Linked DNA regions of Homo sapiens: region 1 is linked to region 2. A link is a loop called in an ENCODE intact Hi-C map of the cell type or tissue named here. Cell type or tissue: Caco-2. All regions are shown on one strand. Each heading gives the region's core, and the rest is flanking DNA. Links, peaks and the distances in the headings are about the cores only.

Region 1 (2,808 bases), core at 209-2,708, 400 kb before region 2:
TCCTGTTTTGTATGGACGACGTTAACCTACTTAATTTCTAATAAAGTCAAAGGCACATAAACAAAGTCAGTTTCCTGAAAGTTAGAAATTCCAGAAGGCAGTTGTTACCATGGATGGGGTCGTAGGGCAAGATCATCAACCGTCAAGAAACAACGATTTACTGATCACCTACTATGTGCCAGTTATAGCAGTGAACACAGTGGACATGTTCTCTGCCCTCCTGGAATACACAGCTGGTGGGGAACACAGAATTCACATCAATTACTTTAAATAATTATGAAATGGTTACAAAGAGTACAAAATGTACCGCATAAGTATGAGGCGTCCTGGGAGCATATGATGGCAGAATCTAACCTTTTGAGGGGAATCGGGTAAGACTTCCCTAAGGACATGGAACTGGTTCAGAGATTTAAGAGGTGCATAGGAACTGGCGAGGCCTTGGACCTTGAGAACAAGAGGAGGGGAGAATGGTGGGGAAGCGTGTTCCATACAGAGGGCATGGCGTGGGCAGAATCTTAAGGTAGTGGGGAGCATGGATGTTCAAGGAATTAAAAAAAGACCATTGGATCTGGAGTGGAGCAAATGATGAAAAGAGTAGGAGAAAAAGAGTCTGGAGAGGCAGGTGGGGTCAGTCCATAATAGCTCACTGAAGAGCTTTTTTTTTTTGAGATGGAGTCTCGCTCTGTTGCCCAGGCTGGAGTGCAGAGGTGTGATCTTGCCTCACTGCAACCTCTGCCTCCTGGTTTCAAGCGATTCTCCTGCCTCAGCCTACCGAGTAGCTGGGATTACAGGTGCCCACCACGATGACCTGCTAGTTTTTGTATTTTTAGTAGAGACAGGCTTTTGCCATGTTGGCCAGGCTGGTCATGAACTCCTGACCTCAAGTGATACACCTGCTTCGACCTTCCAAAGTGCTGGGATTACAGGCGCAAACAACTGTGCCCAGCCTACTGAAGAGTTTTAAGCAGGTGACATGTTCAGCTTTCCTTTTCACCTCTCTGGCTACTGTGATGAAAACCGAGGAAAGGTGTCAGGATGAGACTGCCAGCTGACCCTCAATACCCAATTCACTTCCCCCTTTATTAGTAGCAGTTTTTATTGGCACGTGACTGTCCAGAATAAAGACTACATTTCCCAGGCTCCCTTGCCTTGGAAGGTGTGGCCAAGTGACTATGTTAAGGCCAATGGGGTGTGAGCAGAAGAGAGAACTGCAACCGCTGGGTGGTGCCCTTCTCTGTCTCTGCCTCCTTTTCCCTGCTGCCTGGAATGTGCCTGGAATAGGTGGCTCATGCCTGTAATCCCAGCAGTTTGAGAGCCCAAGGCAGGAGGATTCCTTGAGACTACGAATTTGAGACCAGCCTGGGTAGCATAGGAGACTCCATCTCTACAGAAAATAAAAATATTAGCGGAGCATGGTGACGCCTGCCTATAGTCCCAGCTACTCAGGAGGCTGAGGTGGGAGGATGGCTTGAGCCCAGGAGGTCGAGGCTGCAGTGAGCCATGACCATGCCACTGCACTCCAGCTTGGGTGACAGAGTAAGACCCTGTCTTTCGGGGGGTGGGGGAAAAGGAAGCCGCTGTGCCTGGGCTTCTGGCATGGAAGAGCTGCCTTTCTGGCCCTAGACTGTTCACATTTCAGATTTCCTCATGAGAGAGAAACAGATCTGTGTTGTACTTAAGCCTCTTTATTTTGATGAGCTTGTATCCTAATTCATAGACAGCAGGGGGACAGTGAGAAGGCCGTGATGACGTCCAAGAGAAAGATGATGGTGACTTAGACCACAGAGGTAATGGCAAGGGGAGTGAAGAGAAGCGGACAGGGGCCAGGACCAGAGAATGCAGCAGAAACTCAGGTGAGGCAGGATGACGCCAGGTGCCTCCAACCTCAGCCACTGCTGTGCGACCATTGACTCCCTGGCCAGATGCATTAATTCCACCCTCCTGGGGCCAAACTCTTTGCCTCCCTCTTACTACTGCCCTCACCATGCCAGCCCCTGGACATCTTCTTCAGGGACAGCACCTCACTCAGGCACACCTCCTGGCTTCCAGAGGACACCCTGACATTGACAGATTGCCTGCTAAGGCAAGGGAGAGCAAGGAAGGCCCCCTCCTCAGTCCTGCTGCATCTTGCCTGCAAATCTTGCGTGTGTGTATGTGTGTATGTATGTATTTATTTACTTATTTTGAGATGAAGTCTTGCTCTGTTGCCCAGTCTGGACTGCAGTGGTGTGATCTCGGCTCACTGCAACCTCCGCCTCCTGGTTTCTGCTGCCTCAGCCTCCCAAGTAACTGAGATTACAGGTGCACGCCACCCTGCTTGGCTAATTTTTTTTTTTTTTTTTTTTTTTGTATTTTTAGTAGAGATGGGGTTTTGCCATGTTGGCGAGGCTGGTCTTGAACTCCTGACCGCAAATGATCCACTGTCTCAGCCTCCCAAAGTGCTGGGATTACAGGCATGAGCCATCGTGCCTGGCCCAAACTTGTGTTCTTTTAATATATACCAAGAAGAATGTGATGCCCAGCAGGCAGGGGGTACCTAAGACAGTTCTTGTCAACACACCTGCCATTTTAACCAAGAGGATGGGGGCCGTTACAATCTTTAGGGCCACCAAACGCCATGGATGTGGATAGCAAATCACCAGAGAGTTTCGGTGGTGTGATGAGCTGATAATGAAAATCTGCAACTGGAGAGTCAGCCTATCTTCTCTGTCTACTTTAGATCCCTTTTCTTCTGGCTTTATATCTATTTATGATGCCTTTGTTTATAGGTACCTTTGCTTGTTAACTTCTTTTTCATGCCCGAACTAA
Region 2 (2,808 bases), core at 4-2,503:
CTCTTAGCCAAGAAGGGGAGCTGGCTTTCCAGTAGACCAGCAATCTGTCTGCCGCAGCCCTCTGCATATGCTTTTGTGTATTATCTTATGAGTATATGTATAACCTTATCGAATAAGCTTATACCCAAATCACGGAGAAGCACCGCCAGAACTGATAGCAGAAGGGGTCAGAAAGAAATTATTAAGCTTGGGTCCTTCTTTTTCTTTTCTTTTTTTTTTTTTTTTTGACACGGAGTCTCGCTCTGTCACCCAGGCTGGAGTGCAGTGGTGCTATCTCCGCTCACTGCAGCTTCCGCCTCCAGGGTTCAAGCAATTCTCCTGCCTCAGCCTCCTGAGTAGCTGGGATTACAGGCGCGCGCCGCCACGCCCGGCTAATTTGTGTATTTTTAGTAGAGACGGGGTTTCACCATGTTGGCCAGGCTGGTCTCAAACTCCTGACCTCGTGATCCACCCGCCTCAGCCTCCCAAAGTGCTGGGAATACAGGCGTGAGCCACCGCGCCCGGCCAAGCTTGGGTCCTTCTATCAGACCATATAAGTTACTGTTTTAAAATAAATCCCACCATCTCTGCCTGGCACTGTTAGGTTGCCGTGTATATGAGGCAGAGGGGTGAGTTGTAAAATTTAACCTTGTGAGAGTGACTTCAATCTTGGTGATTGTTTGAGGCTTTCTTTTCCTTCTCTCTCTCTCTTCTTTCCAGTTCTTCACTCTAGAAAGTAGTTCGGGCTTCTTTTGATCTCTGAGAGACCCTGCTTAATCTCACGATAGCCCTGCAGGTGGGTTTGATTGTTTCTGCTGCACAGATGAGAACACAGGTCCGGGTGCAGCAGGGGCTCCCCGGGCCAGTCCTCCGGCTCAGCCAGCTCTCTCCTCTAAGGACTTGCAAAGAGTGGACGCTCACCCTGATTCCACTATGGAGCACTCAGGAAGGGAGTCCTGGTATTTCATTGACAAGGCTGGCAGACTGGACCAAGTTGGAACTAAGACTTGCCCTTGTCACCCACACGGGACCCCCAAGACTTTTTCCCCCATCTCCTGTACACACTCAAAATTACAGCCTCCACGAACTGCTATGAAAACACTTTTTAAATAGATGCCTGGCGCGCCCTCGTGTGTCTCCATGGTGTAATAACACCGTAAGGTTTTCAAAACAGCTTAAAAAATAACAATAATGATGGCTGCTGATACAGCTGATACATATTGAGCACTGATGTGCCAAGCAATGTATAAAGAAATGTAAATGCACAGTTTCGGCTTTGATATAAAAATTTTTCTTCTGAAGAAACTATATATGATCATGGTAAAAAAAAAATCACACAGGGCACAAAGGTTTACAGCAAAGTTATCTTCTCCCACTCTGTCCCGCCTGATGTGAATGGTGCACACTAATGTTGGGCAGTGCATAACCTGTCCAACCTTTCACCGTAACACTGATATGGGTCCATGTGCAAATGTATCTGTGAGATACATTCTTAGACTTGGAATTGCATGTGTATGCAGCCCTCTCCAGGGGGCACTTAGTACCACTTTGAATCATTGCACTGGCACTACTTGCATTGGCAGATGTTTTCCCCATTATTTCCTTCACTCGATAAACTACTATTAAGCACCTACTGGATACAGGGCACTTGGTTTCAAGGTTCTCTTTGCTGGTAGCATGAAGGCAGACATGAGTTCAGACCTTACATCCCATTCTCTCAGCAATCCAGTACGAAGAGTTTTTCTTAAGAAATTTAAAAATTAGTCCCAGAATCCAGTATCACTGGCTTTGGTTGGCTTAGCTTTGGCCACGCCCTCATTCCTGAACCAATCATTGTTGCTGGGATGGTGGGGGTGGGGTGCTCTTATTGGTTAACTAGGAGATGGGTGGGGTCCCTGAGGAGCAGATCCGTAAGAGCTATCAGCTTAGAGGCGAATGGAAGTGGATGGCGTCCAAGCAACAGATGCCCGCTTCTGTGACTCCACCCCTTACGGAAAGTCTATGGGACTCTCTGAAATGTATGAGTGATACTGTTAGAAAGCGGCAAGAAAATGAAAAGAAAACGTGGATGTTTTCCATATTTGAGTTGATGCAGGCTGGAGACAACAGCTGCCAGAGCTGCAAGGCAGAACACCCTGAGAAGTGGAACCGGAGGATCCAGGCGCCTGTTGAAGGGATAAATGAGAGCCGTGGCGTGTGGATGGGACTCTTTCTGTCTTCCGTTTGGCTGAAGCTCCAAACGCCAGGAGTAACCCAGTGGGTAGCAAGCACCCTTCCCTCCACCTCTGCAGGAATTGCAAAAAGCAATGGTAAAAAAATTGGTTTGTGATCCTTACCCCAGTGCTCAAGGAGGTTGGAGAAGCTGAAAGAGAGGACTGGTTTTGATATGGTTTGGATTTGTGTCCCCACCCAAATCTCATGTCAAATGGTAATCCCCAGTGTTGGAGGAGGGACTGGTGGGAGGTGATTGGATCATGGGGGCGAATTTCCCCTTGCTGTTCTCGTGATAGTGAGTGAGTTCTCATCAGATCTGATTGCTTAGAAGTGTGTAGTGCTGGCCGGGTGCGGTGGCTCACGCCTGTAATCCCAGCACTTTGGGAGGCCAAGGCGGGCAGATCATGAGATCAGGAGATAGAGACCATCCTGGCCAACATGGTGAAACCCCGTCTCTACTAAAAATATAAAAATTAGCTGGGCGTGGTGGCGTGTGCCTGTAGTCTCAGCTGCTTGGGAGGCTGAGGCAGGAGAATAGCTTGAACCTGGGAGGCGGAGGTTGCAGTGAGCCGAGATCGTGCCACTGCACTCCAGCCTGGCGACAGAGCAAGACTC

What was found. Hi-C counts contacts between places; a loop is a spot of excess contacts. Peaks named below come from ENCODE experiments on the same cell type or tissue, not always from the same donor. Only the 100,000 strongest peaks of a DNase experiment are listed, where the experiment ranks them.
Region 1: it touches region 2 in a loop (10-fold over the local background); 71 of 110 quality-filtered maps call a loop at or near these places.

What each region holds. Positions count from the first base shown.
Region 1 is chr20:47,149,229-47,152,036 of GRCh38, reverse strand. The region is part of intron 10 of EYA2 (EYA transcriptional coactivator and phosphatase 2); the gene reads right to left. Among named protein-coding and RNA genes, the nearest start is that of MIR3616, 16 kb to the left of the region's middle. In Caco-2, for the core only: a CTCF peak has its summit at 1,225; a DNase peak (open chromatin) is centred at 1,216.
Region 2 is chr20:46,751,123-46,753,930 of GRCh38, reverse strand. No RefSeq gene overlaps it. Among named protein-coding and RNA genes, the nearest start is that of SLC2A10, 43 kb to the right of the region's middle. In Caco-2, for the core only: CTCF peaks have their summits at 900 and 1,101; DNase peaks (open chromatin) are centred at 1,080 and 1,858.